Regions from separate parts of the Mus musculus genome. Here all the other regions are linked to region 1. The links are chromatin loops, found by intact Hi-C in ENCODE. Cell type or tissue: heart. All regions are shown on one strand. Region 1 overlaps Lhfpl3 (lipoma HMGIC fusion partner-like 3). Region 2 overlaps 5031425E22Rik (RIKEN cDNA 5031425E22 gene). Region 3 overlaps 5031425E22Rik (RIKEN cDNA 5031425E22 gene). Region 4 overlaps Kmt2e (lysine (K)-specific methyltransferase 2E).

The links. Hi-C counts contacts between places; a loop is a spot of excess contacts. Peaks named below come from ENCODE experiments on the same cell type or tissue, not always from the same donor. Only the 100,000 strongest peaks of a DNase experiment are listed, where the experiment ranks them.
Region 2: it touches region 1 in a loop (2.5-fold over the local background); 2 of 42 quality-filtered maps call a loop at or near these places.
Region 3: it touches region 1 in a loop (10-fold over the local background); 2 of 42 quality-filtered maps call a loop at or near these places.
Region 4: a loop joins it to region 1, with 2.4 times the contacts of the local background. A loop is called at or near these places in 3 of 42 quality-filtered maps.

What each region holds. Positions count from the first base shown.
Region 1 is chr5:23,248,504-23,256,503 of GRCm38, forward strand. The region is part of intron 2 of Lhfpl3 (lipoma HMGIC fusion partner-like 3); the gene reads left to right. Among named protein-coding and RNA genes, the nearest start is that of Gm17434, 62 kb to the right of the region's middle. In heart, a CTCF peak has its summit at 3,529 (motif pointing right); a DNase peak (open chromatin) is centred at 3,488; H3K4me3 peaks cover 644 bases; H3K27ac peaks cover 2,556 bases.
Region 2 is chr5:23,380,820-23,388,819 of GRCm38, forward strand. It overlaps 5031425E22Rik (RIKEN cDNA 5031425E22 gene), which reads right to left. Exons shown (of 3, transcript NR_165300.1): 2 at 3,327-4,353; 3 at 1,483-1,710. Among named protein-coding and RNA genes, the nearest start is that of 5031425E22Rik, 49 kb to the right of the region's middle. In heart, a CTCF peak has its summit at 4,494; DNase peaks (open chromatin) are centred at 5,212 and 6,292; H3K4me3 peaks cover 1,043 bases; H3K27ac peaks cover 901 bases.
Region 3 is chr5:23,405,501-23,413,500 of GRCm38, forward strand. All of the region lies in intron 1 of 5031425E22Rik (RIKEN cDNA 5031425E22 gene), which reads right to left. Among named protein-coding and RNA genes, the nearest start is that of 5031425E22Rik, 24 kb to the right of the region's middle. In heart, no CTCF peak of the experiment used is centred here; DNase peaks (open chromatin) are centred at 2,771, 4,721 and 7,721.
Region 4 is chr5:23,486,771-23,494,770 of GRCm38, forward strand. It overlaps Kmt2e (lysine (K)-specific methyltransferase 2E), which reads left to right. Exons shown (of 26, transcript NM_026984.2): 15 at 5,498-5,662; 16 at 6,429-6,737. Among named protein-coding and RNA genes, the nearest start is that of Kmt2e, 56 kb to the left of the region's middle. In heart, a CTCF peak has its summit at 4,244 (motif pointing left); no DNase peak of the experiment used is centred here.

The DNA of each region.
Region 1 (8,000 bases):
GCACTAGACAGTCACAGAAAGACACACATCAAGGCAGGGCTGAAGTAAATAAGTGTTTGAACAGGGTCACCTGAATCAGCCTGTTTCACTTTACCCTGTAAAATATGCTAAAGAGAGTTTTAATCCTTGCATAGTCAATTCAGACTGAAGCCCTGGGCAGTCTAAGGTTTGAATAAGTCCATTTCAAACCATTGCAAAGGTATGTATGGAAATGAGACTCTCCAGCATGCTTGACATTCAGCTCAGTTTCATGGAAGAAACATTCGTCAGGTAAACAAACTGTTAGTAAAAGAAAAAAATTACAGCAGATGATCCCACTAAAGGAAACCAGGATACCAATCTTTAAGCTCAGACTTTTAACAATATGTATGTGTGATCCTATGCATCCACATTTGCGAGTGCATTCAGCCTACATCTCCACTGAAATTCTATGTGCAAACAAACTGCTTCTGTTGGGTGGGAGGTGAAGCCCCAGCAAGATCTTTCATTGAATCCATTTAACAGGCAATTTTATTTGACTTCAGAGTGTTGGGGTGAAGTCTAGTTTGCTTTTTAAGGAGGAACTGTGGGAATGGGGAGCTGGAGGGAGGAGGCATGTAGAGAACTCTGAGGAAAACTTCATGGATCTTGCCTTACCAAGGTGAACACTGCAGTTTTGTTTAGACGGGGGGGGGGGGGGGGGGAAGCCCAGACATGTGGTAGGTCTCCCAAGAAATGTCACCTAAAAATAGATGCCAGCTGCTTTAACCTCATTTCCATAAGTCTCTTATTAGAATGTTCAAAATGTTAATCTGACTCTGGATATCAAATTAGTTTGGACAAATCACAAATGATACCAATTAGCACTGGAAAGCAGCATTTCATCTTGATACTGCAATTCACAATTACTCCAGAATTGCAATCTGATTTATTTGCTTTAATTAATATTTGATTTCTATAAAAAAGAAGTGAGAGAAATTATCAAAGCCATCTTTCTGCTTGAGAGTGTCTTTATTCTAAAAGGAAGACTTCAGCACAAAGTAATTCTTTCTCATTTCGAATGAATGGGTACCAAGCAGCTCCCAGAAGTGCAGCATGAAGGCACAAGCCTGTAATCTCAGTACATAGGAGGCAGAGGCAGAGCATCATCAGTTCAAGGCTAGCCTGGGAGCTTAGGGAAAGCCTGGGCCACATATTGAGACCTTGTCTCAAAAATCAAGATCCGCATGTCTGGATTCTCAGTGCTTGTGGGGTAGGAACAGAAGAATCAGTGTAAGACCATCCTTAGTATATGGTAAGTGAAGGGCCAACTACCTGATAGTCAGTCTCAGAAAGCTAGGAAAAAAAAAATTACCTAGGGAAATAGCTGAGCGGTGGAGTACTTCCCTGTAGGGGGAAGTGCTGAATTCCTTAATTGGGTCTTGATTGTGTCAATAAAGAAGGCAAGAGTCAATTGCTAGTCCAAGGGTAAAGGTGGGACTTCTGGGTCCCGGGAGAAAAAGAGACTCAAAGGAGGGGACTTTTTCGGCCAGGCTTTGGAACAAGAAGCATACAACAACCATGTAAGATCTTAGGGTAGCTAGAACCAGTGGCCTTGGCCGGCCACCTGCAGAGGCTGGCTGATATAGATTAGCTAACAGATTACTTGATAAGTTTAAGTCAGGAGATCCTGCACCCAGCAAATGTGTTATCTGGCAAGTTCTAAAATAATAAAGCTGGCTAATGTTTTTCATCTATGGAGCAGAGTTGGGCAGAGAAAGAAAAAAGTCAGGGTGGTGGCTGGCAGCTTGCAAGAGGAAGTCAGTGGAGTGTGAAGGAAAACTCCCAGCTTTCTCGGGAGAGGGGCTGGCAGCAGCCAGTCTCAGAGCTAAGGCAGGAGCAAGGGAAGAGGTCCTGGGCAAAGGCCAAAGCGTGTTTCTAAAATTGCACGCAACATTCCCCAGCATATGTGACAACATGGGCTTGTTCTCTACTCCAGTGGCGGGGGTGGGGGTCTCAGACCCACTTGAGGATTTAGGATCATTATTCATTGCCCCAAACGTAACTAGTGAATTCTCCCTTCTGTTTTACAAAGCAAATGGTCGTTCCACATTAGTGCAGAGAGTTTGCATGTGGTCACCTTCTGAGTATCTTTCCTGGGCCACATCAAGTGCCTGTCTGTTCCCACTCCCAAGTCCTCACACCCTCTGCTACCTTCCCTACATTCAGATGCAAAATAGCAATGCCTGCTGCATTTAGAACTTTGGTCCTGAGCCCTGCCTGATCACTAGACACATCTAAGTGAATCTGTCCATAGTGAAACCACCTAACTGCTAATTGCTTGCTAATTCCTCCCAGATAATCTCAGACAATACAGATCCATCTCAACCAAGACCTTTGAAGTCTTAGACATATTTAATGGTGACATCAAAGTTACTTATATCAGGAGAGTCCTCCTCCCCTCACCACCCCACTGCCACAACTTAAACAAGCTTCGGAGAAGTCTTGCAATCACATAATGTGCAAAAGGCAAATAACGTCGTACTCAGCGATCCATACCAAATTTCCAGGTTGGTCAGAGGCTGGTTCAGTCTTTGCTTCAATTATTATCACCACTGTGATGAAGTGGTGTGTTCTAGAGATAAGCCACACTTTGTATTCATTCATTACACACTGGAAACAAGAAGGACCCAGAGCAATCTAATTAACAGGACTGGGAAGATGGCTTGGCTAACCTGAGTTGGACATCTGGATCCCAGGTAGAGAGATTCCATTTCTGAAAGTTGTGCTCTGAACTACACATATACACATACAGACACACCCACACAAACTCTGACAAACACACTCACATACAAACACATACACACACACAGTCACATGCACAAACTAATAAAAATAATGTTTAAAGGGACATTCACAAAGCTTTTGCTAAGACTATTGCAAGGTAATTTTAGGCAGATTTCTTCACAACATTCTGTTTTCTCCTTTCCAAAGTATTTGTCAAAAAGCTCATATTGGAGAACTCAAAAAAAAAAAAAGAAGAAGAAGAAGAAGAAAAAAAGACAAACCTGACATTAGTAGTCACCTGAAATAATATGATTTTAAATGGTATTTCGTCATGGATAAGCTTAAATTGTGCTCCTGGCATTGGGTCCATGCTGAACGGTATTACAAACTGTTCTATTTTTAGCCCACTGTTTCTGCAGCCCAGCTGTTAAAAATAGAAGACAGCCTAGTGGAGTTCGAAGGCTTGAAGGTTTCCCTTACTGATGAGTGAAAATGAGGCAGGGTCTCCAGCCTTGACTGGAGGGAAGGTGTGGGGTGTGTGCAGCAGTGAGCTAGTTAGTTACCAGACTGAATCCCGTACTTCGGAAATTCCAGTGCAAAGTGTCTAGGAGGCGGAGGCTGGGAAACACAGCGGGGAAGGGGGAAAGGAGGCTTCCTGTCATTGTTCAGGACACCAGGTGATATCCCTGAGCTTGATCCTGGTGAAAAAGTTTTTCCTTCCTCAGAACTATGACTCAGTTCCTACTTGAATGTTCATGCCAGGTCTTCTTTGCACCCCAGATCAGAGACCATCAGGGGGCGCCAAAACCCTCTGGGGAAGGGAGGGACGGGTGGAGACGTGATACATACTAGCCTAGCTCGATCACCCACCTCCTTTCTCCTGAATCTGACCTGGACCAGTCACCACACTCCTCTCGAGCTTCCATACCTAGGCTGTGTGGAGTCTACAGTGCACACAGTGGCTGAGCTGAGGCCTCAGTTCCAGGGCTGGCTTCTGAGTATGCAAACACAGATAAGGACCTCCTTCCATCAGAGAGCAAAGCATTCCTAGATGCTGCCTAGGCTTGATCTACTACCAATACTATACCTGTTGCATGCTAACTGCTCAGTTCTGCAGTGCACTCCCATAGATGTGGAGCTGTAGTGGGTTCCTGGTGGACCAGCACTACCACGGAAAAGATTTCACTCCATTCCTTTCTGTGACTTCTTAGCTCCTCTCTTCTTCCTCAGGGTCATTCTGAGACGTACTTGTTTGTTGGAAAGTCTTTATTTTGACACCTTCTCGCTCAGTTCTTCCCCACAGAGAGCCCCAAAGTTCTGTTTGTTCCTCCCTTCTTCAACATCCTCCAGCGAAGGATGTTCACAAACCCTTCTGTGTCAGAAGCATGCGGGCCATACAAGTATCTAGAGACACAACTTAGGGATCTGTACTTAATGAGTTTTCTAAATGAATCTTACACATGGTAAAGAATCTCTGCTATATCCATAGAGGATTTTTTTAAGTCTTTTATAGATGTATTTGTGTTTGAGGGTGGGAGTGTGTGAAGTGCATGAAGGAGCGCATCTGGGGGTCAAAGGCCAACTTGTGGAAGTCAGGTCTCTCCTTCCAATCTGTGAATTCCAGGGACCAGATCATTCAGTTTGGTGCCAAGTACCTTTTTACCCACCGAGCCACCTTATGTGCACCATAGTAAAATATTGTAAACTAAAATGTAGTATAGGCTGCTCTCAACCAGCTGTTAGCTGGGAAAGTAGCTGATTATCTGCTTAAAATATCACACTCAACTGTGAACAAATAAACTCCATGTTTTGGAGAATTTGCCTTTTGACATTTTGCAAGCTGTAATTTCCAATTATTGAAATGTGTGGGGGTGGATGTTTAAAGAAAAAAGAAACAGCTTATCTGTGCCCAGGCCTCAGAGAAGGAAGCCTTCCTGGGGAATGGAAACATGGGTTCTGGAACTTGGCAGCACATACAAGGCTGTCCTAGGCCCAGCAGACATTCAACCACAAAACACCCATGGACAGAGCAGGAAGAGAGAGGTGGGAACCCATGGAGGGGGTAAGACATAGAGGAACAGTGGGGGAGGGGAAGTCCTCTAGTGCCCACTCCCACCTCCCACCCCACCCTCTGCTCACATCAGTGCTGATGCCCTGTGCAGAAGAGAAAGGATCCAGCAGGGCTCCTTTCCATTGTGTGCCGCAGAAGGTAATGTTGAAATAATTACGATAAATCCGGAGGCGGGCTCACTACCCCAATGCTCTACCTTACCGAATGAAAGACACACACACCCCTTTATATTCTAACATACCTTAGACAGCACAATAGCTGAGCCACTGCCTAACTTCCATGCTGTTAATCCCGAGTTATTACTTACTAATTCTATGTTCTATCTTGGCTGCCCTGGGCCCAGCCGGGCCGTGCTCTGTGCCGTGCTCTCCCAGCTCCTTCCCACGGCAGCCATGCCTCTCTGCTGTTCACCCTTCTCTCCTCTCCCCCACCTCTCCCAATATGGCAAATCTCCTTCTTCCTCTCCTGCTCCTGGTCCCAAGCTCAGGAATCCTAAAATCCTGCCTCTGTCTGTCCTCCCCTGCTATTAGCTGTCGGCATCTTTAGGACCAATCAGAAGCAGGTTCCCAGAAGCTATGTGCGGATACTCTCATAGAGTTTGGGGGGACATAATTAGCATTCATAATTAGCATTCATAATTCATTCATTCATAAGCAGCTACAAGATAATCTCTGAAACATCTGTATGATGTTGAAGCTGCCGCATTGACAGAGGGGCAGAAGCCCATGTTCTTTGCTACTTCTAGGCCGTTTCTCCTCCCTCCATGTCTGGGCTTTGTGTGCTATCTAGTTTTGTGTCAACTTGACATAAGATGGAGTCATATTTTGGGAGAGGGAACATCAACTATGAAGATGCTTTCACCAGATGGGCCTGTGGTGAATTTTCTTAACTCATGACTGATGCCCACCTCTGGGCACCTGGTCCTGAAATGTAAAAGAAAGCAAACTGAGCCAGCCAGTTAGCAGCATCCTTCCATGGCTTGGGTATCAACCATGGCTTCCAGGTTCCTGTCCTGACTTCCTTTGATGAGGGACTGTGATATGGAAGTACCAACTGAAATAAACTTTCCTCCCCAGCTTGTTTACGGTCATGTTGTTTAATCACAGCAACAGAATCCTTAGCCACCGCTCAGCTCTCCCTTCTTCTTCCCTCCTCCTCCAGTGGATTCATCTAATCTGGTAGTTTTTAAGTCTGTTCAAGTAATGACTCCCAACTATGTGTCTCCAGTCCTAAGTCTCCCCTGAATTCCATATCTGTCTAGTGGCCTACCTTATATCTATGCTCAGATACTTCGCTTTCCAAAAGAAAAAGGATCAAAAACTTAGTAATTATATGATTCTCTTTCTCTTACTTTCCTCTCCCTACCTCCCCTCTTCACCTCTCTTTCACACTTTCTCTCTCTCTCTCTCTCTCTCTCTCTCTCTCTCTCTCTCTCTCTCTCTCTCTCACTCTCTCTCTCTCCCTCTCCCTCTCTCTCTCTCCCTCTCCCTCTCCCTCTCCTCCCTCTCCCTCTCCCTCTCCCTCTCCCTCTCCCTCTCCCCCCCCCCTCTCTCTCTCCTTATTCAACCTCTCACAAAATCCTACTGCCTATGACTTAAACATTTAAACCTGCAAATTCACATTAGCCCTGCCTCAGCCTTCCAACTGCAAGGCCATCCCAAGGTTGAGGCTTCCCACACAGCCTAAATCAGCATCTTGAAGCTGACCCCTCACCACTACCAGATTGCCCAAAGCAGCAGCATCTCTCCTAGACCACTCCACTGTCTCTGAACTATCCTTGCTGCCTTCCTCCTTTCCTGATATGGCCTGGCTGCCACATACTCCCACAATGAGCCTTTCTCACGACAGCTCTCTCCTCCAACCTCCCTTTCTTGCAACCCAGTAGTTTCCTGCTGCATTTAGACTAGGTACACACACTACCCAAGACTTGAGCTGGGGAGAAATGCAAAAGAAAAGCAATTCAAGGCACAGCACCTCAACCCAAATGTCTTCCAGAATCTGTCTGCCAACACTGACACCTTTCTCTTTTCCCCTGCCTGCTGGCTTCATCCATGCCCCCTGCCTTTCCCTTTGACGATGCCACATCTGGAAGATGCCCAGCCCCACATCTCTAATGCCCTTGCCTTCCCTGATCACCTGCCCTAAATAAGCTGCTATCCTCTTGCCTCAATGTATTTTTCTTTATATCACATTCAATTACCTTATTATTACATATATGTGTTAGTGTTCTGCCAATTTAAATATGAACCACATGAGAGCTAGGATTTACTCTCTTTTGTCCACCACTGCATGCCTAGAACAGTACCTGCCCTGTTGTGGGTACTCAGTTAGTATTTGTTCAATGAATGGAGCAAAGCTAAGAGATGTAAGCAACGATGGCTATTGACTGGAAATTATGTAAAAGTTCTATCAGGAACTGGAAGAAAGAATGAAGCCGCTGCTTGCTCTCCAGGTGTCCTGCCTGCTATTTTATGGCCCCATTTAGCAATGTGCCTCTTTGATTCTACCCAGTGGTCATTTCAGAAGTTCTGGGCCTCCTCTTTGCACACATTAGGGGGAAAAAACTTTTTTTCACACTGTAAGTGCTGGAAATTATGCACTCAAAATTACTGAATCACAAACTTGGCTTTTACCCATTTACTGAACATAAAACAGCACTAATGAGATTAGGCAATAGGAAGCTCTTCTATTGCAAAATTATATGAATGGAATCATCTCCCAGGGTCTGAGCTGCTCTCACTGAAAGTTAAGCACACTCCAGAAATAACATTACAACTCTCGCAGTCCTTCATGAGTCTCTGGGGTCAGGACAGGGAGGACCACTGATGCTCTGCAACACAGCTCACTTGCTTTCCACGCATGAGTGGATTTGGCTGACTCTGCCTGGGAACTTCCTTCCTGTGCCTCAGAGAAAAGCCTGGTGTTTTCTCTGGTCATGCCTGCTGTGCAGGCAGTCATTTCCTCCCACACATTACCACATTAATGGCATTAACCCACTCCCACTGCCATTTGTTGCACAGCACATAGCTAGAGGCAAGATGGCTCCCTCATAGGAAATGGCTGAGCTGAAGGCTAAGCGATGGTCTAGCTTGTCACAGCTGGGCCTTATCAGCTGGGCATGGGGGCAAGTTTCTGTAATCCCGGCACTCTGGAGGCCTAGTTAAAAAGGTAATGAATGTAGGTA
Region 2 (8,000 bases), 130 kb after region 1:
GGGGAACTTCAACACCCCATTCTCATCAATGGACAGACCAGGGAAACACAAACTAAACAGAGACACACTGAAACTAACAGACACTATGAACCAAATGGATTCATACCGAATAGCTGAGAAGCACCTAAAGAAATGTTCAACATCCTTAGTCATCAGGGAAATGCAAATCAAAACAACCCTGAGATTCCACTTCACACCAGTCAGTATGGCTAAGATCAACAACTCAGGTGACAACAGATGCTGATGAAGATGTGGAGAAAGAGGAACACTCCTCCATTGCTGGTGGGATTGAAAGCTGGCACCACCACTCTGGAAATCAGTTTTGTCCTCAGAAAATTGGACATAGTACTACTTGAGGACCCAGTAATACCACTCCTAGGCATATATCCAGAAGATGCTCCAACATGTAATAAGGACACATGCTATACTATAAGGTTCATAGTAGCCTTATTTATAATAGTCAGAAGCTAGAAAGAACCCAGATGTCCCCCAACAGAGAAATTAATACAGAAAATGTGGAACATTTACACAATAGAGTACTACTCAGCTATTAAAAATGATGAATTCATGAAATTCTTAGGCAAATTGATGGAACTAGAAAATATCATCCTGAGTGAAGTAACTCAATCACCAAAGAACACATATGATATGCATTCACTGATAAGTGGATATTAGCCCAGAAGCTTGGAAAACCCAAGATACAATTCACAGACCAAATGAAGCTCAAGAAGAAGGAAGACCCAAGTATGGATACTTTGGTCCTTCTTAGAAGGGGAAACAAAATACCCATGGAAGGAGATACAGAGACAAAGTGTGGAGCAGAGACTGAAGGAAAGGCCATCCAGAGACTGCCCCACCTGGGGATCCATTCCATATACAGTCACCAAACGCAGACAGTATTGTGGATGCCAACAAGTGCTTGCTGACAGGAGCCTGCCTCCTGAGAAGCTCTGCCAGTGCCTGACAAATACAGGGGTGGGTGCGCACAGTCATCTATTGGACTGAGCCCAAGGTCCCCAATGAAGAAGCTAGAGAAAGGACCGAAGGAACTGAAGTAGTTTGCAGCCCTATAGGAGGAACAACAATACGAACCAACCAGACCCCCACAGAGCTCCCAGAGACTAAATCACCAACCAAAGAGTACACATGGTGGGAGTCATGGCTCCAGCTGCATATGTAGCAGAGGATTGCCCAGTCGGTCATCAATGGGAGGAGAGGCCCTTGGTCCTGAGAAGGCTGGATGCCCCAGGGTAAAGGAATGCCAGGACAGGGAAGCAGGAGTGGGTGGGTTGGTGAGCAAAGGGCAGGGGGTGTGGAATAGGGGGTTTTGGGAGGGGAATCCAGGAAAGGTGATAACATTTGAGATGTAAATAGAGAAAATATCTAATGTAGCTGCCAGCGGCCACAGGTCACTGGGTTCCTGAAAGGAAAGCTGGGGATGGATGGGAAGGATGGCGAGAGAAATAATGAGCCAAGACATAGTTCTCTGATCAAGGCTCAATGTTTTAATTCTAAGGTCTGAATTTAAAGGGCGGGGGTGGGGAGCCTATCCCCTACTTTGCCAGAATCTCATCTGGAAGGAAAACTCAGCTGCTCAGCAAGTAGTGGCTTCTTACAGGAAGCTGCAGATGCGGCATACAATAGACTCCACCAAGGTCAGAAGACTCCACCCTCTAGGTGGGCTGCTCAAGGCTGGGGGGCAGGTACAATCTAATTAAAAAAAGTTTGAAAATTATACAAATTAAAGAAAGAAGTATACACAAAAAAAATAAAATACTCTTGCACAATTAAGTCTCTCTCTCTCTCTCTCTCTCTCTCTCTATATATATATATATATATATATATATATATATATATATATATATATATATATATGCCACGTGTGTTCTAATGCCTAATTAAAGTCTTCTCTCACCTGCTGAATACCAGTTTTTAAAGGACTGAGTCTGTATTTTAGTGGTCACTATTCTGCTTGCAGCCCCAGGAAATTCTGTTTCGACTGGCCCTGTTGGCTATCACCCAATTTTCCTGCAAGCTCCAGCCCCTATGCACTTGAGGCATCACTCTATGGGACTTAGGGTCCATCTGCCACTCAGACTCCTAGGAGCGAGAGAAGGCTGCATACCTGTGTTTAGGCTGTTGTTATGGGTTGTCCATTTATTGAAACACTACCCCCTAGTTAACATTTGAAAATAGTCTTTTTACAAAGGTAATCGAGCATATGCCAATTCAATTTGACTACCGATCACATAAGAAGAGGAACATTCAGACACAAAGATATACATTTGTGGGAAAGATATGAACACACCCACAGCCATCTATATGCCAAGGAGTAGTAAACTAGAAGAGAATCCTGAAACATATTTACCTTCAACCCTGCTAGAATTTGGATTTTTAAGCTCTTAGACTCCAGAACCATGAGATAATTCATTTCCAATGTTTTGTACAGGGTCTTGCTATAGTCCTCACATCAACCTAAACTCCTTACCTCAAGCCACTCTCCTGTTCCAGTCTCCCTGATAGCTGGGACTACATATGCCCACCACCCTCCTGGCTTGTGATACTTTCTGGAAGTAACTAATGCTGGAGCCCTGAGAAACACAAGGGCCTCCAAAGAAAGGCCCACTTCAAATCAGAGGCCACAGGTTTCCAAGGGCAAAGTCCTCTGAGATTCCCTGGTCATGATAGGAACTGCATCCAGGCTGCAAAGAGCCAACAGCTAGGTGGGGTAGCTGGTCAGCCATGTGGGGTTGGCCAGGAGTTGACCCACCTGAGACTCTGAAAACTCTTCCAGAAAAGGAGTTTTAGTTCTGTGTTTGGAAAGAGAAGAAGGCTGTGGCAATGCTTCAGAAAGCCCTTCTGAAGACAGAGAAGACTCCAAAGAAAAGTAAGGAAGCCATCAGGATCCTTAGAATTGCCTCTTTGGGGGGCAGGGAGTATGGGGGACTTTTGGGATAGCATTTGAAATGTAAATGAAGAAAATACCCAATTAAAAAAAATAAAATTCTTAGGCAAATGGAAAAAAATAAAATAAAATATTTGCTGTAAAAATGAAAAAAAAATTGCCTCTTTCTCCTTTGTCTAATAAAACAATGAAGGGAGTTCAACGAGGAGTTGAGTTCTTCAAGGGGCTCTGTTTTCAGGCTGATGGGGGATTTAGATGCCTTCAGCTCAGAATGATTATCGGGCCACAGTAGCTCCCCCCAGGCCTGTTCAGGTGGTCCTGCCATGGATTCAGCATCCTAACCCTTGGTACAGCCCACGGAGTAATGCTGCTTTCTACAGAGACAATGCTCAGAGCCTCGGAGGTGAAGCCACCTACTTACCTGAGGTCCTGCAGACACAGACAACCAAGTCAGAGAGGCTAGAGATGGCTCTGTACTGAAGAACTGTATCAGAGTTCAGTGTATCAGAGTACTGCTGTATCAGAGTTCAGTGTATCCGAGTACTGCTGTATCAGAGTTCAGTGTATCCGAGTACTGCTGTATCAGAGTTCAGTGTATCCGAGTACTGCTGTATCAGAGTTCAGTGTATCCGAGTACTGCTGTATCAGAGTTCAGTGTATCCGAGTACTGCTGTATCAGAGTTCAGTGTATCCGAGTACTGCTGTATCAGAGTTCAGTGTATCCGAGTACTGCTGTATCAGAGTTCAGTGTATCAGAGTACTGCTGTATCAGAGTTCAGTGTATCAGAGTACTGCTGTATCAGAGTTCAGTGTATCCGAGTACTGCTGTATCAGAGTTCAGTGTATCCGAGTACTGCTGTATCAGAGTTCAGTGTATCCGAGTACTGCTGTATCAGAGTTCAGTGTATCAGAGTACTGCTGTATCAGAGTTCAGTGTATCAGAGTACTGCTGTATCAGAGTTCAGTGTATCCGAGTACTGCTGTATCAGAGTTCGGTGTATCAGAGTACTGCTGTATCAGAGTTCAGTGTATCCGAGTACTGCTGTATCAGAGTTCGGTGTATCAGAGTACTGCTGTATCAGAGTTCAGTGTATCAGAGTACTGCTGTATCAGAGTTCGGTGTATCAGAGTACTGCTGTATCAGAGTTCAGTGTATCCGAGTACTGCTGTATCAGAGTTCAGTGTATCCGAGTACTGCTGTATCAGAGTTCAGTGTATCCGAGTACTGCTGTATCAGAGTTCAGTGTATCAGAGTACTGCTGTATCAGAGTTCAGTGTATCAGAGTAGTGCTGTATCAGAGTTCAGTGTATCCGAGTACTGCTGTATCAGAGTTCAGTGTATCCGAGTACTGCTGTATCAGAGTTCAGTGTATCAGAGTAGTGCTGTATCAGAGTTCAGTGTATCAGAGTACTGCTGCAGCAGAGACCTGGACTTTGGATCTCAGCATCTGTATCAGGCACACACAAACACACATATAAATAAAGGTAAATCTTTTTTTTTAATTGAAGGTGGGGACCTGCAGAGGTACTTAGTGCTTAAGAGTGCTGGCTGCTCTTGCAGAGGCATAGGCTCCATTCTCAGCATCCACATGGTGGCACTCAGTACCAGGGAATCTAATGCCCTCGTCTGACCTTCCTGGGCATCTGGTAATACATGTGGTGCTCAGTCATGCAAGTAAGCAAAACACTCATACACATAAGTAAATAAAAACATTTTTTTCAAAGACTTATTTATTTTTATTTTATGTGGATGAGTGTTTTTGCAGGCTCTTATGTCTAAGCCACATTTGTCCATTAGCAGAGGAGGCCAGAAGAGGGTATCAAATCCCCTCAAACTGGAGTTCGAGATACCTGTTAGCCATCATGTAGGTGCTGGGATTTGAACTCACACACGTTAAAAGAGCAGCCATATCCTGTCTTCAAAATGAAAAATTAAATAAATGAATAAATAACTGACAGGAGGGGCAAAGCCTATTGTTCCAAAGTTTCTGTGGGCCTTGGGCATGCTAGGTTATGGGGTCTGGTAAGCAGAGGTGGAAAGGTTTCTAAATGAGCAGAGCCTTGCCCTTTGATATAGTTGCCAACAACCACATTTTCTGTTCTGGGCACAGTGCCATCAAGGGTCTCAGCCACCCTCCCCCACCTTAGTGAGAAAGTATCTGCTAGCGTCTAGCAGGGTCGATGCAGGCAAGGACCAGAGTGAAAAGGAGTTCTGAGCCTGGCTTCCCTGTGGTGCACTCGGACATACATCTTCCAACCGTCATCATCTTACTCCTCTTGTCTCTGACCCCTCCTTGACCAAAGGCAACTACATCTCAGTTCCTTACTATTCGGGAGCTACTCAACAATTACACTAAGAGAGCTTCTGAGCTGGGTGGGCATGGTGGCACAAGGGCATCCCTGTAATCCCAGCACTTAGGAAGGAAAGTCAGGAGGCTCACACAAGTTCAGGGCCATCCTCAGTTGTGTGGCTGAGTTCCAGGCTATGTTACAGAGACCCCTGCCACAAAAATAAATAAATAAATAAATAAATAAATAAATAAATAAATAAATAGATAGATAGATAAATAAATAAATAAATAAATAAATAAATAAATAAAGCGAGGGAGGGAGGGAGAGGGGAGGGGAGAGGGGAGGGGAGAGGGGTGGGGGTGGGGGAGGGGGAGGGGTGGGGGAGGGGGAGACTGGTTTAGAACTTTGCCCTGACTCTGATCTTAATTCCTCCTGGCAATGGGCAAGCTGTTTCTTTTCTGAGGAATGCGAAAAGAGAATGAGAGATTTGTTATGGTGACAGGAAGATTCCAGATCAGAGGCAAAGCCCCTCTAGGGTACATACCATCTGGGGATAGTCCCTAGAAAAGTAGATACCTGCGCTAATTTAAATGTTTAACAGGAATGCAGGTGCAGATGAACAAAAGGTAGTTTCCATTAGGTAGAAATGTTTTTTTTTTCCACTTCCTGTTTCTAGTCTCTTTTTCAGTGTTCCTGTACGAAACCACGGAGTTTCAGAAGCAGATGAAATCTATCAGCGGCCTGCCCCAAGCTCCGTCAACCCTGCCAGGCTGAATGGTGCTGATTGTTCGCAAAGGGCGGGCATTTCTCTGCAAACAGAAAAGCCTGCTCAAGAAATGCCACTCACCGCCCTGTATCAGTCTCAATATTGAGTCTGAATGATTTCCCGATGGCGACTTGACCGAAATGGAAAAATATTTTTCCGTTGCAATTCCCCCGGTACTGACTGGTGTTTCATCCTCTTCCGGTCCTTGTGAGACAGCAAGAGCAGACAGAGCTTCAGCAGTGTTGATCTTCAGCTCTGAGAACAGAAGATGGGTGGGGTGCTGCGTTGCCACGCAACCAAAGGCAACACAGCTGCAGATCTCTGCCAGCTGGGCCAGCCCATTCAAACCGCAGGGAGTTTCAAATGGCTGTGTCCCCTAGGGACTGGGCTTAGCAAGCCCAGGGGGAAAAGTCAGCATTCAAATGGCTTCGATGACGATGACGCAGAGGAAGCCAAGAGGACGCTGTCAAAGCCTAGTCATCATTGACTCGAAGTTAGTATACTTGAACAGGAAAGAACTGCCAAGATCAGACAGGCAGGACACACACACACCTTTCTTTTAAACTTTAAAAGTTATTCTCTTTAAAAGAAACGTAGTTGCTTTTTAAAAAGCTATACAAAGTTCTTAATGTTTCTTTGGCAACAGAATAGAATGAAATTTTACAACTATATAAAATGTTTATTTACCGGTGTGTGTATAGCTGACTGACAAAGCTGTCTACCACCCAGCACCCTAACTGCTGAAATAAGCTACCTCATATTATAGCATCTCCAAACAGAATGAGAAGGGTACAGAGACTGGAACTTGTCTGTAGACTAGGAGGTGACTTTATTATCTTTCCTATAGTCAAAATCTGCACTCTCTGCTCCATGATGCCTCTGAATCCACTTGAGGGGCAGTGATGGTCCCTCCTCGGCCACTACCACGTACCCTGCCATATGAAAGCCAACACTTCTCTGCCTTGGTAGCTCCATGGCCACCATCTGGACAAATTGGGGTTCCGAACATTTCAGCATCTAACCTTTCTTCAGCCTAACTCGGGCTCCTTTCTCCAGTATCACCATAAGCAATACTATCAAAGAATGATTTCATTTGGTCATGTTATTAGTTGGGTCTCAGCAGGTCTTCGGCAGCATCTCCTTCACTGGTTAAGTACCAGCTTGTGAGTCTCCTGTATCTTCATCCACAAGCTTGTCCTGTTTCTCAGGTTTCTCTTCTTCTAATTTAAGTTTATTATGAGACACTCTGTCCGTTTCCTCCTTGTTAAATTGTGTGTATGCACTTGTCTTCCTCAGATTTCACTGGACCATCTCATGGATACCAAATCTTCCTCTACCACCTTGATGAGCCCCACTTCCTCCCCTCAGAGCAGAAGGAACACTTGGGACTAGAAGCCGCTTGTATAATTTCTTTGTCACTCATTTTGTTTCCCAGTCTTGGGATTTTGTGTGCTTCAGCTTTCTCCCTTCCTCCCTTCCTCTCTTTCTTCTCCTCTCCCCACCCCCCAACCCCAGGAATTCACTCTGTAACCACGGGAGGGAGAAGAGTTTGGCTGCTATGTGATGAAGGGAGTCTGAGATACAGGCTCCCAGTCCTCTCCTCAAATCACCATTAAGAAATCACTCCTCTCCCAGCCTGATTCTTCTTCCTGGGGAAGCACTAATTCGGAGTGGAATAAGTCAGAAATGCTGGAGCAGAAGTTCTTCCACATGGAGGAACTGTCAGGAGTGAGGGGGAATCTTTACAGATCCTAATAATATGCATAAAGCAACATGATGCTTGGCACACAAGAAACACCAAGTAAAAGCTCTTAGCTGGTTATTATTCTAGCTGTGGTTTATTAATCATGCCAGAGACTTTCCTACTGCACCGCTGTGATCTCTCGGACTGTATCTGCCCTTGTTGGATGTTCAACCCCGGGCATGTTACTAAACTTCTCTAAGATGCCCTCCTCCTTACGATATATATAATAGTACTTACCCTGTATTAGAGAGGATCACATGATATTTTTTATACAGTCTTGGCATGGTACCTGG
Region 3 (8,000 bases), 160 kb after region 1:
ATCATTTTGTTTGGTGGAGGAAATTCAAGGCAGGTGAGAAGCATGCGGGCTGTGATATGGTGACCACTCACCCCTCTCATTCATAACTACAGTAAGAAACAGCAACAAGTGGGCAGGAAGATAAAGTACGCCGTGTATTCCTGGAAAAGGGCTCAAGTACATTTAAAGTTGAAGAAAAAGAGGCTGTGACTGGTAAAAGAGGAGCTTCCTACTCTGCACCGAGGATGGAGGGCGTGGGGAGAAGGAAAGGCCCTACCCATTAAAATTTGAAAATGCAAATTCACTTGAAAAGAGAGAGGCTGAACTGAAATTGTGGTTGCCCTGCTCAGAAAGCAGCTACCTAGGGAAATATTTCCCCAGGGACAGCACAGAAGCTACTGGAAAAAAGTGCCATCCAAAAGGGTCAGATTCCACCTGAAGCTGACTACAGTGTTACCTAAATGATTTTGCGGCTACAAAAGATGCAGTGTTGAGGGGATCGTAGCGCCTTGCACTGTGGTTCCAGAGGACTGCTGAGGTCATGCAACGTGCGGTAACACTGGAATCCCTGCAAGGAGGCCGTGCATGGCCATCATAGGGAATCATAAAGGCGAAGCCCAAATTTCAGTGAAGACCCCAAGATATTGGAAATGCTGGAACCATAGGGTATTTGCCAAGGACAGCCGCATGGCTATGTACAGCCGGCTCAAGAAAGAGGCTGAGTATGCTGGGAGGGGTGGGGCTTCTAAAGCCTTGTTGGTACCCAGATCACAAATTCCAGACACTAGACATGTTGCTGCAGGACTTCGTGTTTACCCTGCAGGCTTTTCATCTTACTTTGGTCCCAGCATTCACTGCAATAACTCAGTTCTTCTGGAATAGGAAAGTTTGTTCTGTGCCATTGTGTATTGTAAGAACATAACTTGTGATTTTGTAGGTACTTACAGTTAAGAGAGTGCCTTGAGACTTTGGACTGGAACACGTTTTGTGTGTGTGTTTGGGTGTTGATGCATACATGCCATGGTGTCTACGTGGAAGTCAGAGAACAACTTGGAGGAGGCAGTTCTTTCTGCCGTGGCTTCAAAGGGATGGAACTCAGCCTTGCACAACAAAGTGCTTTCCCACTGAGCCATCTCACGGGCCTGAGATTTTTGGACTTTGAAATAGAGTTGAGATTTCTAAAGACTATGGCTATGTTTGAAGTTGGACTGAATTCATTTTGAATTATGAGGTAGCCATGAGCTTACTGGATTAAAAGTGGTGTGTTTGGGTTTTGACAAAGGATGGGATTATGTTAATATTGCCAAATTTACAAGATCTAGAATCACTGAAGAGAAACCTCTGGGCATTCTTGGGATGATTATCTAGATTAAGTTCATCCAGGGGAAAGATTTACCCTACAGGTAGACAGTGCCAGGCTGGGGCCCTGAAGGGATGAAAATAGAAAGGGGGCTGGAGTTTGAGATAAAGAAAGAAAAAGAAAAAAAGAGAAAGGGGGTCAAGTCCAACAGTTTTATACCAACTCTCTTTATATCAAGAGGCAAAAGCAGGCAGATGTTTGAGGTCAGCCTGGTCTATATAGCAAGTTTCAAACTAGCCAGGGTTACAAGCTGAGGTCTTGTCTTTCAACACAAAAGCAAAAACTTAAAAGGTGGGGTAATTGAAATTAATGTAGATTGTCTTCAGTTATTAATTTAAAAAATACTCTAGGGTCTGGAGAGATGGCTCAGCAGTTAAGTGTATTGGCAGCTCTTCCAGAGGACCAGGACTTCATTTCTAGCACCCATATTAAAACTTACAACCCTCTGTAACTCCAGTTCCAGGGGAAATGACCTACTACTGGTCTTCATGGACATGCACAGATGTATGCAGATAAAATACCCACACACATTAAGATGTTTACAAAGATTTTAATTTACTTATGTGTGAATATATGTATATGTATATACAAGTGTATGTCTACAGATACCAGGGGCCTGAGCTAACAGATCCCTTAAACTGAAATTAGATGTGGTTGTGAGCCAATGGATGTGGCTGCTAGCAATCAAACGTGGGTTCTCTACAAAAGTAGGCATGAGCTCTTAGATGCTGAGCCATCTCTTCAATCCCATAAAAACACATTTAAAAAATTCCCAAAGCTATTATGAGAGTGTATCATGACGCAGATTTATTGCTGTTTTAATCCTGGGCTCCTGTGATCCATTTAGTAACTAGAATGTGCACAGGTAATAAAGAAGTGATTCTACCTTCTGTGAGTGTACTGAGTGCCCTTCTGTATGTACATAACACTTACGAAGTACTATTCTGGGTACCTCAAATCTGAGAAACCTCTAAGGCATAGAATTATATCAGAGATGGAAAACAAAGAGTAAAACAAAACAAAAAGCCCTGAGACTGGGATTTTCATGCTCAGTGTTGATAAAACGGCGAGAAGAGGTTTCTATTACACGCAAGTAAAAGAGGCAGAACTAGAATGCAGAGAGGTGTTCCTCTGCAGTCAAATGCTGGGTGAGGGGATATAATGTCATCAGAAATGATGATAGTAGACCTCAATAGAGGCTGCAGGACAATACAGCCTTGTTAACCTAGTACAGGTTTATTCAAATAGCTTCAATTCAAATCAATGGCTACTCCCCAGGCAGGAATTTACAATTGCCACATTTAAAGGAGGATACTGTGTCATTCCAAGGGGAAATCGGGTCTGGAAAAGGCTTCTTGGCTAGAGAACCTCATGTGTCCCAAAACAGCTCCAAAACTGGCCAAATCAAACAAAAGAGCAGAGACCCGCCCTATGAAGCAAGCCTGCTTTGAACTTGCCCGCATTTCCTTTACTCTCCTGCCTTTCTGGGGGATGACAAAGTGTCTCCAAAGTGAGGTTAAGACCTGGATAAGACTGTCGGCTGGAGGACTTGGGAGCACTGTCACTCCCATATGAACTATGTGTTTATGTAACAGATGATGGTGATGAACTCAGAGCTTCCCCCCCTGGCATGGGAACCCTCACCAGGAGTCAGGCGTGAGTCAACTGTGAGCGGAGGCTTCAATCATCTATCCTGAACAATTTTTGTGAACAAGCCTTCAGTTTAAAACAATCTCTTTTGTTTGTTCTGAGAATTTCCTATGTGTACAATGTGTTTTGATCCTATCTACCCCCTCCACCTCCACTCAATCCCCAACACCTCTCTCCTGACCTCACATCCATTTATTCTTTATCCTTTAATCCCTGAGTCTAATTAGTGCCGCCTTTTGCGCGTAACCGTCTCCAGTTTAAAACATACCTGTCCATCAGTCCATCCATCCATTCATCTATCTTTATTGCATGAGGGAAATGTGTGTGTGTGTGTGTGTGTGTGTGTGTGTGTGTGTGTGTGTGTGTGTGTGTGTAGAGATCAGAGGACCACCCCATGCACTCACTTCTCTTCCAAATTGACATGGGTTCTGGGAAGGAACTGACCAAGCAGGCAAACGTTGCAAGTGCCTAGTGGACCTTCTCACTGACTTCAACTCTTTAGATTTATACTGTCATCATGTTAACACTTAATGTAGATTTAAGATTTGGTTTTGTTTGAGATGATCGTTCTCTGTAGCCAAGGCTGGCCTCATACAGCAGTGAGCTCTTGTTTCAGCAACCTGAGTGCAGAGATTACAGGCATGTACCATCATACCTGACCTCTGGGCTCAAAAAGAATAAACAAAAACAAACCAACAAAAACCCAGTTACTACTCAGTGTATTTCCAGAGACAAGAGGCTAGGTCAGACTTGTATTGAACTGTTAGTTCCTCTGGAGCAGCAAATTTTTTATTTTAAACTCAAATTAATTAACTAATTAAACTCAGAAAAGGAGTAGAATTGCTCATGGATAAAACCTTTCCATAGATTCTACCCTTAAGTGGGGCAGACTGATAGTCACCTGAGGCTTGTCTGTTAGGATGCTTAGAAAATAGTTGAGAATCTTAGGTAAAACAGAGATGATCTGATGGGGACCCCTGTTGCTGTAACATGTTGTAAGCCTGTAGTTTGTTTGTTTGTTTGTTTTTTAAAGATTATTATATGTAAGTACACTGTAGCTGTCTTCAGACACACCAGAAGAGATCTCATTACAGGTGGTTGTGAGCCACCATGTGGTTGCTGGGATTTGAACTCAGGACCTCTGGAAGAGCAGTCAGTGCTCTTACCTGCTGAGCCATCTCGCCAGCCCCAGCCTGTAGTTTTAAAATGTTGCAGAGGAGGCACTGCTATTTCCCCCATTCCATATTCCTGTGGTTCCTTGCCTGTCCCATCCCCTTCATCTGTTCATTCCAGCCACTAAGACACTCTTACCAATTGCAGGCCAAGACACAGGTAACGTGTATGAATTTTCTCCTCCTATGGCCAGGATGGTGGAGGCGGAAAGCTCCACAGATAGCGCTACAAAGTGCAGGGTCTATAAGCAGGGTTCTGGCATTTGTCACTGACCTCACACTGCCTCCAGTCAGGATGGATAGATCATGTAGCAAAAGCAAGATACAAACTTGTGGTAAGCCAGTAACTGTTGTTACTGAATGGAAGTGTAGGTCAAATGGCAGCTTTTCTAGAACTTTCTGGGAAGAGGGAAACTCCATGTAGAGAAAGTCTGAGCAATCTGAGCCACGACATGCTTGAGTGAGCTGCTGAGGCTGTGCCGGGTTCCCCTGCTAGGCTCTCCTAAAACCTTTCTGCTTCCGGAGTTGTCACTGTTCCTTCGGGGAGTGGCAGAGAGGGAAGGAAGCTGGCGGTTTGTGTCCTATGGTTTCTCTTCTTATTCACATTTCTCTTGGGATTTAAGTCTTGCTAAACACACAGGACACATGGTGAAATTATTTATTGTGGTTTTCTTTGGAGAGCGCTAGTTTCCGCTCCTAAGAAGGGCCCTTAACAAAACAGGAAGTTTTTCTTGGATCTAGAAATGGAACTGTGCTTTTTTGACAGTCGTTTTCCTTACTGACTTCTGCAAATCTGTCTTCCTACTTCCCTGCTGGAGGTTAGACAAACAGAAGGGACAAGATAAAATTCGGTGACACTGATTCCTAAAGCAGCAGAGGGAGGCTAGCAGAGTGTGAGGCACAGGCAGAGGGGCACAACAGCAGCAGTTCAGGCTGCCAGAGTGGATAGATGCAGATGTGAAAGACCTGGGAATGTGATGGGCAGTTGGTAGCCCCTCCTTTACAGTAACCATTCACATATGTATGCTAGCTGGGGTGGGTCAGATTTTGATATACTCTACACAGTGGGTACCCAAGAGTACTTAATGAAATGTAAAAAGGATTAATTGATTTCCCCAAATATCTTAAAACAAGGGCAGGGCTGGAAAGATCAAACGAACTTATTTCCAAGCTGGAGACATTGCTGCCTGCATGTGGTCCTGCCACTCAGGAGACTGAAGGTGGTAAGGTCACTTGAGCCCAGGACACTGGGATCAGGGTGCTGGGCTCTTGGCCAGACTAGGCCACACAGCAGGACACTGTTTCAAACAACAAACACACAGACAAAATGAGCAACTGATTTCAAATTTACAAAGTTTTAGAGAATTTAAAAGTACAGACCTATAATCTCAGTGCTCAGGAGGTAGAGGTACGACTGCCACACATCCAAGGGCCAGCTTGGGCTACATTGTAAGCTGAGGCTGTAGCAAAAAAAATGCTTATTTGTTAAGAGATAGAATCCAAAAATCCAAATTTCCCAGTTTCTACTTTCAACTCTATGACAGGTTAAAAGTCCTATCTTTACTCCAGGCATGTCACAATAGTACTGGCCACTTACCACAGCCATATACAGGAGGCCAGCCTGGTGTACACTGTGAGTTCCAGGACAGCTAGGGCTACACAGAGAACCGCCTCCCCCACCCCCTCCTCTCCACAGTTTCATAATTCTTTTAAGATTTTTCATTTTTATCCATGTTTATGTGTGTATATCACATGTGTGCAGGTGCCCAAAGAGGCCAAATGAGGGTGTTGGGTTCCCTAGGACTGGACTTACAGGCAGTTATGACCCATCTGATGTCAGGGCTGAGAATCAAATTAAGGTTCTCTGCAAGAGCAGCAAGTGCTTTTAACCTCCGAGCCTTCTAGCCTCCTCAAGAAAATAATTACTAAGCTATCTAAAATTAAGAGAAAGTAGGAGGACTTCCAGTTCTTAACCCTTTTCTTTGTGCTTCTAAGTCAGCACTTCTGAGCTATTGATTAGGCATGTCTGAGGTGGCAAGCCTGAGAACTGTGGCCTTTTTCCCAAGGAACTATCCGTGTCTTGCTTTTTCTTGGGCCCGGGCCTTCTCTGTTACTCAGGCTGGTCTCAACAAGCCATCCTCTAGCCTGCGCCTCACGTGCAGTTGAAACTTCGAGGGGGCGTCGCCACTCTTAGCTCTTCTCTTCCTAAATAAGACTTTTTAGGTGGGCGCATGGTCACGCAAGTTCTCCACCTCCTTTGTAGCTAGATATGGCCAGGTGGGAGTAGAAGAATGGAGCAAGCAGTCCATTCTGACAGAGAAGGAGTGTTTCCATCTTCTCCCTGTTACAATGTAGAGCCGGTGCTGAACCAACTCAGACTGCAAAATGAAATCCATGTGTTGAAAGCGACGGCAGTCTCTGCCATTGACTGCCTCTACCTTATGCCATCGGCCTCAACACATATTTTAGGTAATACCAGATATAAACATTTAACAGAACAGTGCTCTGACCTCCTGACCTAAAAACAAATGTGCTTTTTTAGAAAGAATGTATAGTTCAATTAATCAAGCTTTCCTTTGTCGATAGGCACAAGAACCTGTTCTACTTCAGTAATGGTGTCTCCTGAGTCTGTGGTGTGTGATGTGACAGGGAAGAGAAGGACACAGGAGACTGATTGCATCTTGTTTTCAGATTGTATACACTTGGCCACGTAGTTTCCAGTTTTTCCTGACTGTAACCACCACCTCTTTCTCCAGACACAATGCAGAACTCATGTATCTGGAGCCAAGAGGTTTATGTAGGAAGGCTGCCCAGGTTGAGTCTTCTGGCTACCTGGCCTCTTAGGTAATGTGGAGAACTGAAGCCACACATGCCAATGATAACTCAAATGAATTTGGTGGTTGTAATTGCCCAAGCCATAGCACAAAGATAAGATAAACTATGGAGCAGCAGCACTTTAAAAGCTATCTTGAAATACTTAACCCAGTTTTCGTGGGTCAGGGCTGTGGGGCGCAGCTTACCCGGGTGCCTGTAACTCAGAACCATTCAGCAGGCTGTGGTCAAAGTGCTGAATCATTTCTCACCTAGGTGGCTATTAGAAGAGCAGGTCCTCCATCCAGCAGCAACTTAACAGAAATCTTCATGTTGGGGGCTGGGTCTCAGGAGTACAAAATATATTTGCTTTCCTAGTTGAGGTTGCTCACTGGCCAGAGAGTTCTAGGTGAGACGTTTTTGGGTATCAAAGGGTTTCCTTTATAATCTTCAGCCATAAATTAAAGATGGGTTATCTCAAGCTCTTCCATTAGCAACTACAGTTTATGTATGGTTGTTTTTCAACTTCACTGCCATTAAAAACTGAATGCCAAATACAGCTCATGGCTCTGAGAATCACCTCAAAACCTCTAGCTAAGGCACTCTTTGATCCCAGGGAGAGGAACTTGCTATTGTTTCATTTCCTCTGGGTTTCAAAGGAGAAATCTGAAAAGTGGCAAAGCATCAGGATTGAAAGCTTCGAGCAAAGCCAAAGCTAGAAGCTTCCAGGCCTGAGCTGGTCCGGAGGCTGGAAAAGCCATTAGACAGCATTCCAGTCCAGTCAGCATCTTCAATGGGTAGCTTTGTTATTTGCTGTAAACAGTTGTAAATTTCCAGAACCACAGGCACACCCATATTAAAATGTTAATTACCAAAGTGTCTCATAACCCCAAGTGCAAATGAACAGTGAATTAAAGGTCCCGTGGGATGGTCTCTGGATCTCCTCCACTAACACGAATAGCTGAATATTCTAAAGAATTCACTTTTTAAAAAGACATTCAGTCATCTCAAAGTTGAGCCCATCCATC
Region 4 (8,000 bases), 240 kb after region 1:
AAGTCAGGTAGGGTACATAATATCAAAGTCAGTTATGTATCAAAACTTGACAATCCACCATGACCTAGTGGCCTCCATGTTTGTGCTCATGCTGTTACTAGAACAACAGCGCTGTGCCCCTCATGATTTATCTGTAAAGGTTTCTTCAGTATAAATGCCAGAAAAGAGGTTGTAAGTCAGTTTTAGCAGCAGAGTCTACTGACTCATCCCTGTACCTCAGGATCTGCAGGGCTGAAGCCGTAGGATTGCCATGAGATGAGGAGAGGAGAAGAGTAAACTAGAGGTCCCCAGGGCAGCTTGGAGATAGAGCACTCACATAGCTCTTAAGGGCCTGGGTTGATCTACTACACCCACCACCCGAAAAATTACCATGTAAAGAAGTGTGAGCTGCCAATTGAGCCCAGGTCCTCTGGAAGAGCACCCAGTGCTCCCAACCACTGAAGCATTGCTCCAGCCTGTCTTTTGTTTCTAGACGTGAGGGTATGGTGCATGCTGTGTCTATGTAGCTGAAACTGTTTGGAACTTTTCTTGACAACCATTTGCCTCTGCCTCCTGATGCTTTCATGGCCTATTACAGTCACATCGCTGAAACTGGAGCCAGTTAAATCATGATGGTGTTCACATTTAGTACAGAAATTTGAGAATCAAATGAAAGGATAGTCATGAAGTTATGAGGTAGGTCTCTGGACTTGCCAGACAGCCAGCCAGGAATGTCCAGAGTTGTTATCCTTGTTGCATAAACTCTTGACACGGGAGCACACCTACTCACCTACCCTTGTCAAAGGCTTTATCTGATGTCATCTACCTTTTTAACTGAGTACAGTTTGAGGCACACACATGGAGCTGGAGTGGCTTGGAAGGAAGGGGACATTAGACTAAGCATTCAGATATATCTAATGAATCCTGGTGATCAGTGAGGCGACAAATGTCCAAGCCAGATAGTTCTCATAACCAACATAAACTCCTTAGGAGAACTCATGTCATAACCCCACTGCTAAGGGGAGAAAAATTACATGGTTTTTAGAATAGCAGTTTAGTAATGAGCAGACTAAATGGACAACACCCAATTAGACTAGGTAAGCTCTGAGCTAAGTGAAGCATCAGCTAATATCTGTAGCCTTTACCTAGATTATACACAGTTCTCACAATTTCCTCAGCCTTCCTCCACATCACACAGTATTCCATAGATGTCTAATTTGATGTCTGTGAAAAACTATGTTATAGTTAGCTAGGTTAATTCTATTGATTCATCTTATCTGCACTTGAATACCTTGCAACTTTTGGGGTACATGATGACCCTTCTGACATTCCTCGTTCTTATTTTGTGGAACAAGCACCCTGGTACAACACTATTATTCAGAATCTATGCTGTTACTTATGCATTTAAAAGTGAAGGAACTTAGCAAGCCTGTTTACAATGTGCCAGGTTTTAATATTAAAGTATAAGAGCAAATTTGTTATCAGGAAAGTCATCTGATGATAGACTTAGGATGGATCTCATTCTCTCACATTTCTCCTTATTGCACGGTGAAACTGATGCTAAGAACCTTTCTCAGTTTCTTATCCTTGAGGAACCATTTTTGTTAAAATGCATGGCAGAAAGGAATAAGTTTATTTTCTATAGTCTGTCCAAGCCAAATGAAATGGTTATGCTCTAGTTACCTTGTAACGTATACAAAGCCTCCACATGCTTCCCAGTACACCTCCACATATATGCTTTATGCAGAACATAATTCTCATTTAATAGAGACCTGACTGTTTATGTGGGTAGGTTTTACTATGTAAGTACTGGGTGGCTAGAGAAGGCAGATCAGCTCTCATAGAAAGTAGTCATAGCGAAACATGAGTGTCAACAGGACTGTGAGGGGGGCACTGGACCCTCATGTGATAGAGGAAATGGGAATACATGTAAGCAAGGCTTATTACTGTGGAATGACTTTCATTATTAATAGCCTAAGTGATCTTTAAAGTTACCATTCTTGTTTTTTTTGTGTGTTTGTTTTTTCAAGACAGGATTTCTCTATTTAACAACCCTGGTTGACCTGGAACTCCCTTTGTAGGCCAGGCTGCCCTCAAACTCATAAGAGATTCCCCCCTCTACCAGGATCCCATCCCTACTCTTCACCCCACCCCACCCCACCCCCCACCCCCACCCTGAGTGCTGGGATTAAAGGTGTGTACCACCACTGCCTGGCTCATTTATTAGTTCTGATTGCTGTTTGAAGGGGGTTTGGGGGGAGACTGTATTTTTAATATAAGAAGTCTTGTTTTCAGTAGATGCTCTTCGGTTTCATCTCCTTTATTTTGCATGCAGTTTTGTGTTTCTCAGTTTTAAAATGGGGATATCTTATTATTGGAATATTTGCAGCCCTTGGGCTGAGTCTGAGGAAAGGAGACTGGAAGGCTGCAGAGATACAAACAGTTTCCCCAGCCGCTCTTCATCTTGTACTCTGGCTACTCCAGGCCAGGTCGACGGCTCTTGAGATCCAGGGATCATTTTAAGAAAAGGCACATGATAGACAGCAAGGTAGAAAAGCAGAGCAGGAGAAACATATGCTACTTCTAACACTAAGCTCACCTGGAAAGCTACAGATGAGTGATAGCCCAATCAGTACAGGTTATTTCCCACTGCAGGACGGCTTAGTGGGTGTAGGCATATGCTGCCAAGCCTAATGACTCTGAGTAATATCTCTAGGGCCTGCATGGAATGCGAGAGCTGACTCCAAGTTGTCCTTCACACAGCACTTTGAAATGCATACCACTCCTTCCCACAGACACACATATTTGCACACACACAGTTAAACATTTTAAATTATCAAAAGCACATCTCAATTGGGGAGAGGTCCAAAGCAGATTTTTTTTTCCTCCTGCTTACATGAAATTGTAATACTAAGAAATAATGTACTAAGATATATCACAAGAATAGTGAACCAGGGTGGTCGGTCACATGGGATACTTCCACATACTCTGGTTAACATCTAAAGCAGTTATCAAATCCAGCTCTGAATTGGAATCTGTCAGTTTCCCAGCTCACAGATAATGAAGTAGCTTTGGGCTCAGGATAAAGCCATGGCTTGTGTCACAGTTCTAAACTATAGCCATTACAAGCTATAAGTAGTCTTATAAGGGGTTAATTACGATACCCATTATCTCTTATCAACAGCTCCAGTTCCCTATAAACTCAAGTTAACATATTTTTCAGATAGATCAGTAAAATGGTTGCTTCTTTACACATGACCATGTATCAAGGATTGCATTAGATACAGTGATGACTAGAAAACCTGGGAGAGGGGGGTGGTGGTAAGATGATTCAGTGGTTAAGAGCAGTGGCTGCTCTTCAGAGGTCCTGAGTTCAATTCCCAGCAGCTATATACAAGGAATATGATGCCTTCTTCTGGCTCAGATGTGCATCAGAGCACACATACATTAAACACAATTAAAAATAAATAAAATCTAGGCATGGTGGCACCAATACTCAGGAGAAAGAGGGATACTGATTTCAGAGTTTATGGCCAGATTAGGTCTACATAGTGAGTTCTAAGACAACCAGGACTACATAGACTACATGTCTTTAAAAAAAACAAACAAACAAACAAAACAAAACAAAACAAAAACCTGCTAATTTTTAAAATTTGAGTAAGCAATCATTTATCCTTAAACATCTACATACTTTAAGATGAATCTCAGCTAGAGGAATTATTAGGAATTTGGTGCTTTCAACTTTATTGCTATATGATAAACACATGTAGAAATGTAAAATTTGTGCTTTGTTATCAGCAGTTAATTGGAAAGATGGATAAATTAGCAGTCAGGAAACTCATAATTTATGCAAAGGCCCTAACTTTGAGTCACCTACATACATGTACATTTTTTGTTCCATCAACAGAAGGCAATATGCCATTTTTTTGATGGGGGAGTACTAGCTAAAGACTATGAAGGAGTGTTTGGTTTAATCAACATGTAGTTATTACACTGTTTTCAAGGGAGTTTAGCCTACAAAACAAAGAATTATTTTTGTGAAATCCAGATTTCTAAATGGTGCATTTTAGAAAAATTTAATATACAGAGACAGGTTTTTATGGAGGTCATGTTTTAAAGGTAAAAGTAGAAACAAAAAAATTGAGAATTTGGCTTTATAATTTCCAGTTCTGGGGGCTGCTCTTCCAGAGGTCTTGGGTCAGCTCTCAGCAACCACATAGTGGCTCACAGCCCTCTGAGATAATGATCTGATGCCCTCTTCTGGCGTGCAGGCGTATAGGCAGATAGAGCACTCATATACATGAAAGAAATCTTCTTTAAAAATTCCAGTTCTGGTGAGAACAAGTAAAACCTTTAATGTTTTGAATACCCATTCTAGATTTTAAGAACACAGAATGTATGAACAAGTAATCTTACCTCTGTGGCCCTGAGTTTCCTGTGTGTAAAATCAAAAGGGTGAAAATTAGAAACTCCTTACAAAGCAATCCTAGCTACACTGCATTAACATCTTTTGTTCCCTACTGAATATGTTTTCTACAAACACAGGAAAGAGTAAGAACAGTTATCTATCAATGCTTAAATCTCTTCCAGTAATTACTGGAACTAAAGCTGACACTCCAGTGTTGCGAAGTGTATGGCAGCCAGATCTTGAGTTTCTGATCTTTCTTTCTTTCTTCCCCACATCGATGACAATGAAGGAGGAAAGACAAATGGATCTGAGCCTCAGGACCTGGTTCTTTCATTTGGAGAACTGGACAGTTGATGGACCTGCTTCCTGGTTCTGGTTGAGAGCTGAAGCATTGCCAGGCCCTCTGCTCAAGGCTCTGGGTCTTGTTCTTAATATTCTCTACCCAAGAGTGTCAGTGTAAGGAAGGAGGAGCAGAAGGTAGCGGAGTGCCTTACGAGACTTGGAATGGAGGGCAAAAGGGTGAAAGAAATGACAGCTACTGGTTTTGTTTTTGGAATGCCTGCCACTTTCTAAAAGCCTCATGTTTTCTATTTGAACTCAGTGACAGTCTTAAGTGTTTAAGTATTGTATGCTTTTACACTCCTAAGAAGGTGACAGAGCTGTTTACTAAAAATTACTGGTAGGATCATGGTTTGAACCTAAGACTATATGCCTGACTCCTTAAGTGCATATATATTTTTTCATTTCAACATATTTTTTCCTTAGGAATTTTCAGTCTTTGTTTTTAAAAAAGGCAAATTTGTGTATTGAAATCTTTGGTTTCGTAAAAGAAAATAAGTTCTATTTTTGTTGTTGTTTTTTTTTTTTTCTTTTTTTCTGGCTGTTTTGTTTTGCTGTATCGTCCTTTCTTGGCATACACTAAGATCGGCTCACTGAGATGAAGTGTGGGGTTCACACATGCTGAGTGGCTGTAATCTGTTCCCATACCTACCAACAATAGACTTGTTATGCTAATAGTTATCACAGCAGTTTTTAAAATCTGTCATGAACATTTGGCATTTAGAATTTTTGTTTGGAATAAGACATTTACTTCAAATTTACATTCCTTAGACAAGAGAAGAAAGAAAAATGGAAGCAATTTTGCAGGCTTTTGCCAGACTTGAGAAGAGAGAGAAAAGACGAGAACAAGCTTTGGAAAGGATCAGCACAGCTAAGACAGAAGTTAAGCCTGAATGCAAAGAGTCGCAGGTCATCGCCGATGCCGAAGTGGTGCAGGTATCATCCTTTGGAATCACCCTGACTGTCCAAGTTTAGTGCCTTAAAGTCTCTACACAGTAGAGTTCCATGATAAAAGTGATGGCTGTGTGCTCAATGCTATTGTGTGCATGGACATAGAGGGCAGAGCACAACTCTGTGTGAGTCACTTCTCTCCCTCCTCAGTCCCATGGGTTCTGGGCCTCAAACTGGTCTTTAGGCTTGTGTGCAAGTGAAACCATCTCACGAGCCCAAGAATATTAAATAATACCTAATTACTAGTCTTTTAAAGCATTTTCAAACCCTATGGGGAATTTAGAATTGAAACGAGATTATATTTGACTTCCAATATAAAGTGTTGAGTTGTTTCATTACCAGAAGTTGGGTATTTCAGTAACACTGCTGCATGCCTACTGACTTTCTCCAGCAGCTCTGTGGCTGGAGGAGAGAACCAGCCCCCACAGGCTGGCCTCTGGCCTCACGATGCACACGTGAAAACATACTTTCTGGTTGTTTTTGGGTTTTGGTTTTTTTTTCTGAGACGGGGTTTCCTCTGTTTAGCCCTGGCTTTCCTGGAACTTACCCTGGACACCAAGCTGTCTTCAAATTCAGAGCTCTGTCTGCCTCTGCCTCCCGAGTATTGGGTTCAAAGGAGTGCACCACTATTACCCAGCCTAAAATACATAAAGGATTCCAGAAAGCTAGGTTTTAAAGTAGATAATGCTATATATATTTCAACATAATTATCTATAAACATCAGAAGTCCCACTGTTGTATTTTGAACTAGGAACAAGTAAAAGAAGAAACTGCTATCAAGCCAGCCGCTGCCAAAGTGAACAGAACTAAGCAGAGAAAGAGCTTTTCTCGTAGTAGGACTCACATTGGACAGCAGCGTCGGAGACACAGAACTGTCAGCATGTGTTCAGACATACCGCCATCTTCTCCTGACATCGAAGTTCTGTCACAACAGAACGAGATTGAAAATACTGTACTTGCTATAGAACCAGAAACTGAAACTGCAGTAGCAGAAATAATTCCTGAAGCGGAAGTTCCAGCACTTAATAAGTGTCCCACAAAGTACCCCAAAACAAAGAAGGTATGCGTCCTAACGACAGTAACGCCATTTGCAACAAGTGTCTCCTAGCTGAATGATTGCCTTAGAGCCTCAACCTGCACCTATGATGAGCTAAGCAGTGTCATGTTTACACTTGCAGATATTTGCCTAAGACTGAGAAGTACCAAATTGTCAAGAAAATTCAGTTTGTATTATGAAGATTAAATATATGAACACCTTTAGTATTGTAGTTCATGATTTCTCTAAGGTTTCTGAAACTGGGTTAACATACTTCCTCTCTCCCGTGCCTAGGGATCTAATCCAGGGCCTTGTGAATGACAGGCAAGCCCTCTACCCAAGAGCCACACCCCAGTTCTTCATTGTTTATACATTTTATAATTACTTTAGGTAGATGATAAGAATTAAATAGGAAAAAAATTGTGATTTCATTAGAATGTACTAGGAATATAGACTTAAGAGTGTTTTCACAGAATACACACGTCGGGGCTGTAGGAGTCAGTTCCCTCTTGCACTACGTGGGCTCCAGGGAGAGCAAAACACCCTTCTACATTAAGCCATTTATTTCACTGTAGCTCCTTGTATTTAAGAGGAAGATCAGTGTTACATCAGATTTTATTACTGTCGGAATTATGAGACAATTTACAGGAAACCGCATATGAATTTGAACAACTTGAGTTTTTCAGCTTAAAAGTAATAGCATAGCCTTAGACTGATGTTTTTGTCCAAGTAAATGACAACACATAGAAACAAGTGACTTGGGGCCTAAACCTTTTTTTTGTTTTTTCTTACCTAATTTCATACAGTTTTATAGGCAGGCTGCTAAACAATGAAAAGTATTGCTTAAAGAATTCTGTAAGCTCAGGATTATATAAGTCAGTAGCAGACTCTTAAATATCTTTGCCAGCGAATTACAGGTTTTGTTTGAAATATCACTATAATGTTTCATTCAAAGACTGTGCACTATATTGCCTTAAATAAAGTGGATACTTGCTTTTGGTAGTAATAAATATATTGCTTACCCACATTTGGAAGGGGAAAAAAATTAAGTTTCTTTTTAAAATGGAAAGTACTTGAGTTTTTAAATTCTTTTCTCAATCACAAATATCACATTTTTTAATTGTTAAGTATGTAAATATAAATGTTAAAATATAAGTATTTGTTAAAAAACAAGTTGAGTTTTACAGCATTTTATCATTTAGTACTAAAATAACATGAATTCCTAAAGATGCTATTCTTTTTAATAATACATATAATAGCTTTGTCCTACAAAGGTATATAGAAGAA